Linked DNA regions of Mus musculus: all the other regions are linked to region 2. The links are chromatin contacts, found by Hi-C or POLR2A ChIA-PET in ENCODE. All regions are on one chromosome and are shown on one strand. Each heading gives the region's core, a stretch centred on a gene start or an enhancer-like site at or near the end of the contact. The rest is flanking DNA. Distances are from core to core; before and after follow the strand shown.

Region 1 (4,648 bases), core at 2,095-4,594, 220 kb before region 2:
CAAGTTAGGTTTAAGAGGAAAGAAATACAGGTCTTTATGGAGAATATTTCTCTCATTTATGAGTCATCAAAGACCCCTGACAGTTTAAAAATAAAAGTTTGAATATCGCCTAGGAGGTGACTTAATGCACTACGCTCCCACATCTGCTGAACTCTGTGCTTTTACACGACTGCATCAACAATAGCTCTGAAGGAAAGATAATGAAGAGCCTGTTGCTTGTAAGGACAAAAACCAACTCTTCTGGTAGAAATGTCAACTGTCAACTTCTTAGAAATTTCAAAGCTGGTGAAAAAGAAACAATCCCATTGAAGAAAGAGGATAGAAGCTAACACTTGCTGACAGGGCTCTCAAGGAGACTCAGCTTCCCCCCTGAGGCCACAGCACCAGCTCACTAGGCTCTCTAGGTCACCTACATTCCCCCCTGGGGCCCTAATCACACTGGCTCACTCACTCATGTTCTAGGACATCGACTTTCTCCTTGGAGCTACAATCAAGCAAAAACATTCAAAGAATTTAATCGGATTTATACTTTCTGACTCAAATTATAAACTGTACTAATCTATACAAAATAACCCCAAATACAGAGAGGTTGGATTATATATACTAATGGTTATAACTTCTGTTATAATAGTGAAAAGGGCCGTATGCTGTTTTTTTCCTCCCTGTAGCCCTGGCTCTCCTCCAACTCACAGATCATCTACCTGCCTCTACCTCCAGAGTGCTGGGATTAAAGACGTGAGCCATCACAGCCCGGCTGTTTATTTTCATAAAGGACAAAATAAATGGTTATACGGCCAGGCAAGGGGACACAAGCCCTTAATCCTACCACTTGGGGGGTGGGGGGGGGGCAGGCAGGTCAAGTTCAAGGGCAGCCTACCTACACATAGTGAGTTCCAGGGCACCAGGACTATGTAGAAAGACTCTGTCTCAATTACCAATAACTAAGCCTGGTATGGTGGCTCATATCTTTAGTCCCAGCACTCAGGAGGCAAAGGCAGGCAGATCTCTGTGAGCTGATGGCAGCTTGATCTACATAGTTCCAGGACAGCCAGGGCTATGTAGAGGTCTTGTCACAAACAAACAAACAAGAATAGATGGTTATACAAATTTGTAACCATATGATGAAATATTATAAAACCATTAAATTATTTAGAGGAAAGATGGGAAAATATTTAAGATGTATATTAAGACAAAAACTGGGTGCATACTCTATTTTACCTGTTGTTATCTGAGGTTTCTAAACTGCATATTTTTAAGATGGTTAAGAACAATGAAATGGCCCGGCGAGTGGTACACGCCTTTAATCCCAGCACTTGGGAGGCAGAGGCAGGCAGATTTCTGAGTTCAAGGCCAGCCTGGTCTACAGAGTGAGTTCTAGGACAGCCAGGGCTATACAGAGAAACCCTGTCTCAAAAAACAACGACAAAAAAACAAAAAAAAAAAAACAAAAAAAACAAAAAAAAAAAAACAATGAAATGGCATTTTCACCATAAGTTTAGGTAAAATTTATTCTTAACCTTTAAGGGATAGAAAACATTAAATGACTAAGAGATTAAGTACAATGATAGATTGAGATCCACAAGATGAGTCTGTAAAATACAGGTTTTAACTACTTTCCTGAATTAGAGCAAATATGAAATAATAAAGGTAGCTCCAGGGCTTTTAACAGGTTTTGTGAAATTTAGTAGTCATGCACAATAGTGCAGCTACATGAAAAGCAGCTCCGTTATGGTAGGCTGCTTCAAATGCTCTGTCTTTCAGCTCTATCACTGGTAGTATCTATTTGCTAAAGGCAAAACATAACATTAGAAATGAGGTGTTTGGGCCTTGTTTAAGATTTAGAGGATCCAGCCCCCTCTCCCACGACACCCCCTAACCAGGCCCACATGCAATGCAGCAAAACACTCATACAACAAAAACAATTCTATTAGAAACATATTCTGAATTAATAACATTTGAAACAACTTATGTTTCAAAAAGGATTCTTTTACATATGTAAATTTTAAACAACAACAACAACAACAAAAGGTCCTGAAGAGCCTCCCTTTTTCTTTCTTTCCATCAACTGCCTACCAAACTTAAGCACTGAATCTCAGCTTCTGTCATCTCTTTCCTGCTTACTGGCCTCCTCTCCAGCATTCCAGCCCTCCATCTTCTACAACACCTCCAAGAAACCTTCCAGACACAACCACGATGCATGTAGATATTGAGTAAAACTACACCTGATGACTACTATATAAAATTCAAACTTCTTAGCAAGACAGAGAACTCTCCAATGACGAGGGAGGCAACACTCTGCCAGGGCGCCCCCCCCCCAAACTTTGTCAGGATACAGTTATAGGCATCCCCAAACACCTCAGATCTCAGTCTGAGTGCTGGCTTTACCCGGCCATCCAGTCTCCAGACTTGATCAAGATTCTGCCCAGGTGCACTGACCCTCGCGCGAACACACTAACGCGCACACACACCTGTATACATCTTCATCCTAACCAACCACACAATAATATAACGGTCTCTCGTGAAACTATGAATTCCTTGGGCCTTTCTCTTTCATCTGTCCTATCTCAAGTGCTTATCACAGCACCTGATTTGCTAAAAGAAGGAAAGAAAAAAAAAAAAAAACCTGAAATCTTCATCCTAAACAGTCACACAGTAACGTCACACGGTCTCACGTCCTCTGAAGTCTGTGGTACTCAATGGTTCATGTTCAGAACCTCAAGAGCACACCACAGAACCAAAGAAGCTCAAAACTAAACATAAATACCATTTCCGTCATTGCCCGCAAGGGAACAGGTCATCGCGCCCAGAAAGGTTGCGCAGGCTTAGGTAGGAAAAAAAGGAGCGGCGAGGTTTAGGTGAAGTCCACCAAAACAGCCGCGCTCAGTTCAACCCTGAGAAGCTACAGTTCCAGCAAGCAGAGGTCGCCGCGAGCAGGGAACAGGACCATTTACTGAAGTTGTCAATCAACGGTCGGTCAGAGGGACCGAGCCTGCGGCCCCAAGTACCGCGTGAGGCTGCACCGAGACCGTCAGACCCCCAGCCCGGACACCAACCGGACCTGGCCCGGCTCGGCTCGGCTCGGCTCGGCTCGGCCCGGCCCCGCCCCACAGCCTCACTTTTCCACATCCGCAGACTTCATGATGTGGGTCTTGGACGCCGTCAGCTTCCAAGGCCCGAAGGAGAAGTCCTGGTGGCTGCTCTGAAAGCCGTGGATCATCATGGCAGAAGCGGAGCCGCAGGGTTACTCGGAGCAAGCGCCTGCGGCAGCGGTCGCACGATGGCCCTCTCTGCAGCGCGGCTCCTGGGCGCGTCCGTTACCATCTCGGCCCCGCCCCCTGCCGCCGCGCCGTAGGCCCGCCCTTCCGCCGTCTCTTCCGCCCCTCCTGGTTTTACTTCCGGGACCACTAGCTCAGGGTGACACACGTCTTACGTGGAGACGCTGAGGGGCGGGACTTGAGCGCGGGGGTGTCGCTCTGGCGCGCCGCCCTGAAGTCTCCGGGTGACGTCACCCCAGAGTGAATGTGGGAATTTGTCTTTCTGGATCCAGAGCCCCGTGCTTCACTGCCTTACCTCCTCCTTACAGACCGCTCCAAGCAGTGTCATCACCTCTTGTGCTTATGAGTCGTGGTGAAGAGGACATGCCCAATGTCCCTATCGCTCAGGAAGCCCAGCACCAACAGCGACTTTGGAGCCAATGACAAATAGTAGCTCCTCCACCTTGAATCCCAGTGGAAGAGCCCCACTTTCTTACCGTGCAAACCGCCGACGCCCTGTGTTTGATTCTTTGTACCACGAAAGAAACGTCAAATTATCCTTATGATATTTTAAGACTTTTCTACCCGCACACAGGTGTAGTGGAAACGACGCTGAAAGCCCGGTGCTCCGTCCATGCTTGCAGTGCAACTGTGTGTATCTTTGGGTAAAACACAACTGATTCTTTTCGGCCCCAGCTGCCTCAAAATGAGATGGTTTAATGTTTGAGCATCTCAAAACTGTTCACCATCTCAATTCCAACACCCCCTCTCTTATTCACTCAGTGTTTGTTTCATCGACGCTGGAACCGCTAAGCAGCGTTGTTGCATGATTTCTGCTTCAATTCCTACCTTGTCTACCAGAAGGTGTTAAGCCAAGTAAACCTTTTCCTCCTCAGGTATTTTCTGTTTGTGTGTCTGTCCCAGGAACCCATCATCAATTTCCCCTGCCCAAGGTGTCTGGATTAATTCATTCCGTTGGCATCCTATCCTTGGTTCCTACATAGTTACTCTATTTCCATTGCCTACGGAAAGTAGGGCGTCTCAGCTTCCGCAGAGGATAAAGATGTTCATCCCGAATAGTGGAGGATTGTCTACCATCACTGACCTCCAGAGGTTGGCCCCTGACGCACTTCCCAAGGAGGCTGGGGTCCTTTCACTGACGTTACATTGTAAACCTCACATCATCTAGATCTGCTAGAAGACCTAATAAGGAGGTAAATGAGCAAATTACATGCAACGAAATCCATCCTCTTTTCTTTCTGAAAGAGTTCCATACAGCCAGCCTAGGCTAGCCTTCAATTCACTATTGTAGCTAAGGAGGACCTTGAATTCCTGATTGTTCTGCTTCTTCCCAAGTGCCGTGTGTGTGTGTGTGTGTGTGTGTGTGTGTGTGT
Region 2 (4,777 bases), core at 175-2,674:
ATAAATCAAGGAAAATAATCACAAAACAGAAACATTTCTAGGGGCAGTGGCATGAAATCCAAATGGGACCGATTCTGGGACTTCTGCTTTTTTGTATTTAATTCTTACAATGATAACATTCATTTAAAAACATTAAAACGCACACCTAGGCGTCCTTTAAGCAATTTACAGCCAGTAGTATTGGCTGTAATGAGATTTCATTTCTTTCTATTTTTGTTGTTAGTAAAAAAAAAAAAAAAAATGACAGCAACAAATCGCTTCACTTGGCAAAGAAATGACAGAGTTGGGGGGAGGAGGCACTTTGAAGAAACAGGACTTTTTAGTTGACTCTGGCATGACCCAACACACTCAACAAAACTCACGGTACACAGAACGAAAAAGGTGGAACCCTGCGTCCACAGTCCTGAAGGTTGTTTTTAGAAAGCTTAACTAAGAAACAGAAAATGCCAAGTGTGTTTTCCAGGGGTGGGAACAGGAACGTGAAACCTTACACCACCTAAAAGAGGTCTACGGGACTGACAGCAGGCTGGACCTGGGAAGGCGCGGGGGTGGGGAGGGCTCCGCGATCTCTTTTAGGTTTGGGCTAAGCGCCACGGTTTACAGCGAGCCCGGCTGGGGTGTCAAGTCCCTGAGGGTGGTCAACAGCGTCTCTCTCGGGCGACATCTAACCCCTTGCGGAAGCCGAAGAAGAAGGTGGACAAGCAACACCTTGAGGTCTTCGGCTGAGCGGGGACAGCTCCGGAGAAAAGCAAAAGCGCCAACTTTGGCGTTCAACGTGGCATCTCCGTAAGGCTCGCGGAGTCTTCTCCGGAGTCCCAGCCCACGAGCGACCCCAACACCTTTCCGGGCTTAGTGCCGCCTCCCCACGGCCCGGCTCTCCGAGGGAAGCCCAGCTTGAGCCGCGCCTGGCAGCTTGCAAAGGGGACCCCGACCTTAGGAGGAGCGGGCGCGGATCGCCGTCATCCCACCTGAGACCTAGCCTGCGGGGCGCCCCGGTCGGGGCTCGGTCCGGTCGCCAACAGCCCCGGCGGCGCCCCCTCCCCCACCTCTGGGCGGCGACCTCAGCGCCGCCGCCCCGGGGCCCCCGCTCACCCAGGTAGCGGCTCCTCAGCCGGGACGGGTCCTCCAGCCCAAGGGACCTTTTCCTCACGTCCCACAACAGGTGCGGGCAGGAGCCACTCCGAGCCATGGCTCCGCAGGGGCTGGGGTGGGAAAGGGGAGACCACCGCGGGGGGTGGGGAGGGGAAGAGAGGGAGGGGACAGGCCGATCAACACCCGAGCGGCACCAGCACCATGCGCGCGCCCCGGGGCCTCGCCGGCGCCGCGACTCAGAGGGCGGCAGCCACGGCCGCGCCTTCTCCCCGGGAGCGGAGAGGTACCCGGGCCACGGCTCGCCTCATACTCTCCTCAGACTACCCAGAACATCTAGAGATCGGCAACAGTCCCCTCCCTCGACCCCCCTCCCGCGGGAGGCGGAGGCGAAGGCGGAGGCGGCCGCGAGCTCCTCCCTCTCCTCCCTAGACCACGCCCCCTCCCGGCCCTTCTCGCGAGAGGATGCACACGGGCAACAGAAGCCGCTGTGCGTCACGATTGCCCTCACCCTAGGAGAGGAGCTTGAGGGCGCTCTAGCCTACTCCTTAATGGATTGGAGAGGCATGACGGAAGCCGCTGAGGTTGTCTTGCTCACGCCTCTCGAGTCAAAGGAAAAAACCGGGCGTGATGACCCATGCATGCAATCCCAGCAGTCGGGAGGCTGGACCATAGCGAGATCCAAGCCAGCCTGGGGTACACAGCGAAGACACCGACTCAAAAACAATAAGTAAATAAGAGGAAGTCCGACAGGTATCCAGCGTCATCTTCAGTTCGGGAGAGGGAAGCCCAGAAAGCTTATTAGTCAAAGTGAGGGACCGGGCGGAAGTGCGGCTTCAGGTTCCCCTCTCCAACATGGCCTCCAGGGCCGGAAGGAGATGATTTCTGGCCACGCCTCTTCCGCTCTGTGAGGCCAGCCAATTAGAGCAGGCCGTTAAGCTTGCGCAACGCCTCGCCCGCCTAGCTCTAGCGGCCCCAGCACGGCGACCTCTGTAGCACCTGTTGCCATGACTCCTCCCCCTCGGTCTCCCCAACCCGCTCGCAGGAGGCGGGCCGGGGCGGGCTTTTGCTGAGCTCCGCCCCCCTGAGCCTTTGCGGGACTCGGCCTCTAGGTGCTTCACCTCTGGCTGCCAGAGCCGGGGAAGGGCGCCCTAGGGCAGAGGCGGACGCCCCAGCGCTGCAGAGAGAAAGTGACGAGCCGCCCTTCGTTGTCAGCCAGGAACGCGGACACAGCGGCGCTCCCACCCTGCTGCTGTCGATCCCTAGGCCGCCGCGATGGCAGCTGCCGGCGCCCGAGGCCTGCGGGCCACCTACCACCGACTCATGGATAAAGTGGAGTTGTTGCTGCCAAAGAAATTGAGGCCGCTTTACAACCACCCGGCAGGTAATGAATCCTGAACGGCTCGCACGGAGATCGTTCCTCTCCCTCCGAAACCGGGACATTAGAGGCCCTGTGACAGTTGAGTTGCTACCGGAATCCCAGAGCCCTCATCTCGCCACTGAAGGGAATCCATCAATTCTCCTAGTCTTTCACCTTGTTTCATCTTAGGTCTCTTTCCAAAAACCGAGTATCAGCACCCAGTGCCCTTGTTGACTTTTGATGTCTTCGCTCCCTTAAACACTGCTCACACTCCCGACCTCTCCTCCAGACTTGAACCTTACTTAACTCCTGAGAGCCACGAAGGGGTCTTGGGCCACCATGAAACCCTCCTTCTCCTCCCCTTTCTCCCTCCGTGAATTTCTAACGCACACGTGGGGTAGAGCTGAAAAGGTGTCTGTCTGGTCTCAGCAGAGGGTTTGGAGTAAAGGTCATACTTTAGTTCCTCTTGGCAGAGGCCTGCTAAGTGAGCCCTCCCCAAAATTGGACGCTCCCCACCCCCATCCCCTTCCCCTTCCCGGTTCAGTCAATGTCAACCTGGTTCCATAGACCCAGTATAATAAGCCAGTCATTATGCAATCACTGACCAGGTTATATCTGTGTTTTATGTGGGCAGATATGAATACAGTTCTGTTCCACCGCTCACCAAGATGTGACCTTGGGCAAAATTCTATACCTCTGTCTTAATTCATATAAAATGTATTCAGTGTGAAAATCAAAAATAACATATGCTTGATTCTTTGAGGATGTTAGCTGTCACAAGTACTGGATAAGAATTCTTGTAGTTAAAATAATTCTTTAAGAAACTGGAAGGCCCCTGTCCCTCTAGCTCTTTATCACAGTTATTAAATTAGTTTATTTCTAATACAAAATGGGTGATAGTAATACTTGGGTGAGGACTAAAATCTGATTATATTATGAAGTCTTTCAAGCATAAAATTGAGCAAATAGAAAAATTTACTCACAGTGGAAAAATGGAGTTGCTAACAAAAAAGTGAACTTTGCCTTTACATAGATTAAATCCATAGTCTACAATTGATATTAGAAAGATTTAGTTCTGTTTGTTTCTTTGTTTGTTTGAGACAGCGTCTCTGTATAGCCCAGTCTGTCCTGGAATTCAGCTCTATAGACCAGGCTGGCCTTCAACTCAGAAATCCACCTGCCTCTGCCTCCCAAGTGCTGGGATTAAAGGTGTGGGCCACCATGCCCAGAGGAAGGTTTAGTTCTAAGGGATGAGGCAGTTCTCTAGAGCCTGGGCTGGTTATTAAATCTGGTGTCCACTCTAATAACAGAATGGTCTATACCTCTGCATAGATGGTAATTTTAACACTTAATGGCATTACTGCAGTATGAAAACCATTATAAAACTTGTTTTAAGGAACTTTATTGATGAAGTTTGTTTAGTTACCTATTAGTTTTTACATTTTTCTGCTTTGTTATGTTTTATGGCAGAGATTTTCAGAAGATAATAATTTGACAATCTATGTAATGATCAGAATGTTACAAAATCAACTGAGGTCTTTGGCAATTCTTACCCTCCAGCTTTGGAGTGAGGACAGTGTGGAGCAGGCTCAGTTTTAAAGCACTTAAGCTAACAGAGAATTGGAAAGTAGTCTTTTGTTGATCTTTTTCAAGACCCTGGCTTTTAGCCACTTGTAATTATTGTTTATAGTACTTAAACTGTACAGAGTATTTTGTGCATTTCATCCGGAAGTCTTTGGGTTAATTCTGTTTTAAGTGTAATAAAAGGAACACAGAGTTGGAAGACAGAGGCAGGTTAAATCTTGACTTTAACGAATTCCCCAAACCTTAGGAATCTTTTTGTTTGGTTAGTTGGTTATTTGTTTTGTGTTTTGTTTTTGGTTTGGTTTGGTTTTCAAGGCAAGATATCTCTGTGCAGCCCTGGCTGTCCTGGAATTAGCTCTGTAGATCAGGATGGCTTCAAACTCAGAGATCTGCCTACCTCTCCCTCCTGGGTGCTATGATTGAAAGTGTGAGCCCTCACTGCCTGGGTGCAAATCTTTTAAAATTAAAAATGATTGTGAAAAATTAAATGATTGTAATATCTGTAAAGCATGTACAAAAGTATTTGTTTTACAAATCAGAACGAACTTTCTCTTCCAAATAAAGGGTTTAGGGCTTTTGATGTTGTTATTGTGTTGTTTGTTTGTTTTTGAGACAAGGTCCCTTCTATCCCAGTTTGACCTTGAACTTGAGGTCTTGTTTGTTGCTGTTTTGCTTTTTTAAAATTAGATCTTTACTGGAGTGGTGGCATACTTCTTTAATCCCAGCACTCCGGAGGCAGAAGCA
Region 3 (4,965 bases), core at 1,585-4,084, 160 kb after region 2:
ACAGACCTAAAGGCAACTGAACTCTGAGCTAGCTTGTCAGATACTAAGGAAGGAAAGAAATAGATTTAGGGAGTGGTGATCACACGGCAAGGTCCCATCCAGCAAAGTTTTTTTGTTTATACTTACAAAGGCCGGTAGATTCCTGAGATCAAGATCAGCCTGGGACAGAGGGAATTTAGGTCCAGGCCCAGGCATGGTAGGAATGATAATTTCAGAGTTGGGTCTCACCCAGCTATCTTATTGTCTGTGCTTGTGCTTGCTGACTCTGTCTAAGAATCAAAGGGCTGGAGTCACAGGATGCTGATTCATCGGAACCTGGGGAATGACTGAATTGATACATAAATTAAAAACTGGGCTTTTGATCTGAGCTATCGTAAGAGTTTTTAGAATAGCAAGAGAAAGCTGTCTCGAGCAGAGTAGAACACAGCGAGCAATCTGGAAAGCTGTCTCTAGCGGAACACAAGTCGTCAGCTTAGAACTGTTTCGCGGCTCCCAGACACCCTTTCTCTTAGGAACCCCAAGCCAAGCTGAGGCTGGTCCTTGGCACAAAGCCCATAACAGACAGAGAGGACAGATCCCTGACAGTTGTCCTCTGACCTCCGCATGCAGGCCACAGCATACACAGTATCTCACTCCAACTTCCATGCTGTGTGCATGCACACACACATAACTGAAATGGAAGTTAACAACATAAGAGTAAAAACAAAGTTGAGGGAAGCTGCAATGTGTTAGTTAGTTCACTGTGAACTTGGCACCTATTACAGTCATCTAAGAAGGGACCTCAGGTGAGGCAATGCCTTCGTCAAGTTGGCCGATAGGCAAGCCTGTGGGACATTTTATTGATTAATGATCAATGTGGGAGGGACCAACCCACTGTAGGCAGATGGTCCTGGAAGGCAAAAGAGAGGTAGCTGAGTGGGAGCCTGGAAAGCAAGGCAGTGGTGATCAGACTTCCTCTACGGCTTCTGCGTCCGTTCTTGCTTTGAGCCCCTAATCAGGCTTCCCTTCATGGTGAACTGTTTTGGTCATAGTATTTATTATAGCAAAAGGAAAAAAGATGGAGGAGGAGGAGGAAGAGAAGGAAGAGTCGGAAGAAGAGGAGGAGGAGGAAGAGGAAAGAAGGAAAGAAAGAAAACTAAGCCACAATGTATTAACTCTGAGCCTTAAAACACTTTAAAATGACTTTTCCTGTTGACATCAGGGGAAAGATTATGGCCTACATATAAAACAAAAATTTAATGAATAAAAAGACAAAATGCTTATCAAGTGTTTCCAAACTCCATGAACTTACGTCCAAGGCTTACATAAACAAACGTCTGTGTAAACCCTGACACAGTAACAGCATCGGCACATTTCCCCCTTTGTTTAACAAGCAGCAGAAAACTTTGCTGAGTTATGCTGGGGCTCAAAGGTCAAGAAAACAAATAAACAACCCAGAAAGAACTCTTCAGTTACTGAGCCCTAGAGACTAGGGCTTCTAAAACGCACTGCCTTGCCAATTTATCTTTGAGCAGTGACTTTGCCGTTTATAAAGAGCATGGAGACTGCCTCAGATGGAAAGACACCTAGAGAATCCCTGACCGGCAAACACAACGCAGCAAGGTCATTTCTACAAGAAGCAAACAATACCCACACTTGATGTGCTTATGGTTTAGATGGAAAGCCAGGACATTTTAGTAAAGATCAAAAGGAAAATACAGAGTATGAAAACAACAAAGAAATGAAGCTTTGTTTCTTGGGTCTGGCAGCTGCTCAGGCAGACTCTGACCCGGCCATCTATCTAGCTGAGTCCCCAGCACGAGTGCCACACCACCCAGCCTGAAGAAAGCAAATTGAGACCCGGTTAGACAAACATGGCTCGTCCAGGAGGTCATTTCCTGACATGGCCTGTTCCAATACTCTGAATTACGAACGTAACAGGAAGTGAGTGAGGCGGCCCAGTGACCTTATTACTCCAAATAAACTCAAACTTGTAAAACCACTGGAAATATACTGGATAGCATAGTTGTGAGTAAACAAAACACCCCCACAGCCCAGGCAGACAACGATCCTGAAACAGCTTTTGGTTGAGACCATCCTCGTTCTGTTACTGTTACAAAGGATCCTGTTAAGGTTTTCCCTGTCATTGAAAGAAGGCGGTTGCTTTAATCCGCAGCCTCCCACCCCCACCCCCAGCCCCACCCCCACCCCGGCAAGCACTTTGAAGTTGCCAGTATGGCCTCTCATGAAAGCGTATAAATCCATCTATTTAGGAACTGCTCTCTGGCCTATGCTTCATTGATTTTGTTGGAACATGGTGATGGGCTAATACTATCTGCTAAGACAAGCCCTCATGTGACCTTTTAAAAGAAAAAAACAAAACACTAAACACAAGGTCATTCAGGAGGAGTTTACCGCTGGGCCACCACGGTGGAAGGGACAGGTGCCTGGGCTCTTACTCTCTATTTACCCCATGAGCTGTGTTCTTTCTCTGCCTCCCCCCCCCCCCCCCAAACATTTTATGTTTCAGGATAAAAACTGAGGGAGAGCCACGTGGTGGTGGAATGCTTTAATCTCAGCACTCCAGAGACTAATGCATGTGGATCTCTGAGTTCGAGGCCAGCCTGGTCTACAGCGTGGTTTCCAGGATACCCAGAGCTACACGGAGAAACCCTGTCTCAAAAACCAAACAACAAACAAAGTGAGGGAAAGACATTAGTAAGAAGGGGAAAAACATCTTTTTTCAGTCCCAGAATGTTCCAGGCAAAACATTCAGTAGTACCCACTGTGCCTGAACAATCTGACTGGCTAAGCAGAGCTTGGTCACGTGTGTCAGCAGCGACTGCGCAGGTGCAGAGCTGCTTGGCAGCGGTTGGTGGCCAGAGGCCACTGAGAGCTCAAATGGGCTCCTTTCTTCCATGCGTCAGGGTTGCTATTTTGGAACCCTCTTAGCTGAATGACACAAAGTCAGGGACGGCTACAGAAATATACTCCATTCAGTGAGCCTGAAATCCTCATCAAGTGAACTTTCCACTCGCCGGGAACACACTCCTTCCTCTGCACGCTGTCTGAGCCTCTGCTTCAGGCTTCAATCTCAAAATGACTTCCTTCCCCCACACTTGGTGATCCCATGACATCCTGTCCTTCCCTGGGCACTTCTCCCATTGTGCTCTGTGGAAAGGACAGCTGTCTATAGCCATCAGAGGGCAGAGGACGGGTTCTATGTTCACTATTACACTCTTGACCTGACAGTCGCGTGGTCCCTTCTCAATGTGTTCAGGTGTTGTTTGATGCTGGGGGTGGGGGTGGGGGGCACAAAATGAGAGAACTAAGGAAAGAAAGAACAAAATATACAACGTTCTGAGTGCTTCACAATAAAGGTTTCAAGATTTGAGTTGGAGAGATGGCTCAGCGTAGCACTTAAGAACCGTGGCTGCTCTTGCAGAGGACCTAAGTTCAATTCCCAGCAACCACATGGTGGCTCACAACCATCTATAACAGGATCCGATGCCCTTTTCTAATATGTCAGCTACAGCATACTCATATAATAAACAAACAAACAAGTCTTTAAAAAAGAAAACCAAAATCATTTTTTTTTTAATTCAAGATTTGCAGGGGTGGTGGCGCACACCTTTAACTCCAGCACCCAGGAGGCAGAGGCAGGTGGGTCTCGAAGTTTGAGGCCAGCCTGGTCTACAGAGTGAGTGAGTTCCAGGACAGCCAAGGTTAGAGAGAGAAATACTGTCTTGAAAAGCCAAACAAACAAAAAAATCCAAGTTTTAAAACACCATCATGGTGGGGCGGGGGTGGAGGGTGTCTATAGAGATTACTCGGGACAATATCTGTTGGCTGGAACTGTCTTGAAGGCAGCATCTACAGGTCTCCTCCAAAGGGAATTTATCTATCGGAATCTCAATGTAAGGGAAACATCCATGTACTTGTGGGAACAGGCAGGATTCTCCAGTCTCAGGGCCAATCCCTACCATTCACACCCATGTCCAGCTGGCCACGTCCCTAGCCTTAACTTTTTTTCTGGACCAACAAAGATTTTTCTGTTGCTGAAATGAGAAATATTCACAAGGTCCTAAATCAGGCCAGTCACTGCACTGACTATAAGTCACTTGACTATAAGGCCTGGAATGGCTTCTCTGTCTCTCTCTGTGTGCACTGTTCATCTCTTTCCTGTGACTGAGTGCTTTTTTCCAATCAAGCATTCATTCTTACAAGTCTATGCAGGAAGCGACAGCCTTGTGCAGACAGACAAACATGCACAGTCCATCAGGGAAGGCCCATTCCCTGCATCTGGACTCCCAGGGAGTCATGTGAGGATGTCCCACAGTGAGCCTTCACTAAAGACCAAGAACTCAATGCAATCACGCAGGCAATGCACAAGCCATTCCTGCCCTCCGCTTGCCCTGTAGGACCAGCAGGTAGGATCCAAGCATGTCCTCAGATTTTGGCAAAAAGAAGAAAATATAGTCCTTTGGGTAAATCTGATCATTTTCCTGCCAAAAGGTTATAACTTAACACCCCGTGTTGAAAGCCCTGAGGGCACTAACCACTGCAGAGCTCACCATTCAATATTTCGTCTTTCTCAAGTGCAGAAATGTATACAAAATTTCTCTTTTAGCAAAAGATCACTGTGTCTTAAAACTGTGTGAACTCTCAAATCTTAGAAGATTCACAGTGCATCAGAAACCGTGGGAAACAAATGTAGCCAGTACCATAAGACATCATTGTAATGAGGACTGGAAAAGAGTCTGCGCTCAAGGTCAATGGCAAGAAGGACATTCCTCAAAAAGCGTAAAGTAAAATAAATAAATAAGTAAATACAAGTTAGTGGTGCTCATTTAAACTACTGAAAAACTCTCAACTACTGTGTATGTGTTCACAAGGGTGGACCACTCGACACACTAGAAGTAAACACTATTGTGAACTCTAGAGTCTCTGGGTGACAATGGTGTTGCGGTACAGGTTCAACTGGCT

Evidence for each region. Hi-C counts contacts between places; a loop is a spot of excess contacts on that map. ChIA-PET counts read pairs that join two places held with the same protein, here RNA polymerase II (POLR2A).
Region 1: a map of left cerebral cortex shows a loop between it and region 2 (13-fold over the local background). The contact joins the promoter of Tiprl here to the promoter of Dcaf6 in region 2. A Hi-C loop is called at or near these places in 14 of 37 maps with a recorded cell type or tissue (Patski, T-helper 17 cell, gastrocnemius and 3 more). POLR2A ChIA-PET finds 5 or more read pairs at or near these places in 4 of 5 experiments (Patski and embryonic stem cell).
Region 3: POLR2A ChIA-PET joins it to region 2 with 17 read pairs in embryonic stem cell. The contact joins the enhancer-like site here to the promoter of Dcaf6 in region 2. POLR2A ChIA-PET finds 5 or more read pairs at or near these places in 3 of 5 experiments (Patski and embryonic stem cell).

What each region holds. Positions count from the first base shown.
Region 1 is chr1:165,233,614-165,238,261 of GRCm38, forward strand. It overlaps Tiprl (TIP41, TOR signalling pathway regulator-like (S. cerevisiae)), which reads right to left and starts at 3,345. Exons shown (of 7, transcript NM_145513.4): 1 at 3,117-3,345. The coding sequence starts at 3,220.
Region 2 is chr1:165,459,039-165,463,815 of GRCm38, forward strand. Dcaf6 (DDB1 and CUL4 associated factor 6) reads right to left here and starts at 1,425. Exons shown (of 19, transcript NM_028759.1): 1 at 1,093-1,425. The coding sequence starts at 1,189. Mpc2 (mitochondrial pyruvate carrier 2) reads left to right here and starts at 2,222. Exons shown (of 5, transcript NM_027430.3): 1 at 2,222-2,473. The coding sequence starts at 2,365.
Region 3 is chr1:165,615,444-165,620,408 of GRCm38, forward strand. All of the region lies in intron 1 of Mpzl1 (myelin protein zero-like 1), which reads right to left. Among named protein-coding and RNA genes, the nearest start is that of Mpzl1, 17 kb to the right of the region's middle. Within about 2 kb of position 2,835, at least 3 of the 3 ENCODE cell types and tissues checked have a DNase peak (open chromatin) inside an H3K27ac peak, as active enhancers do.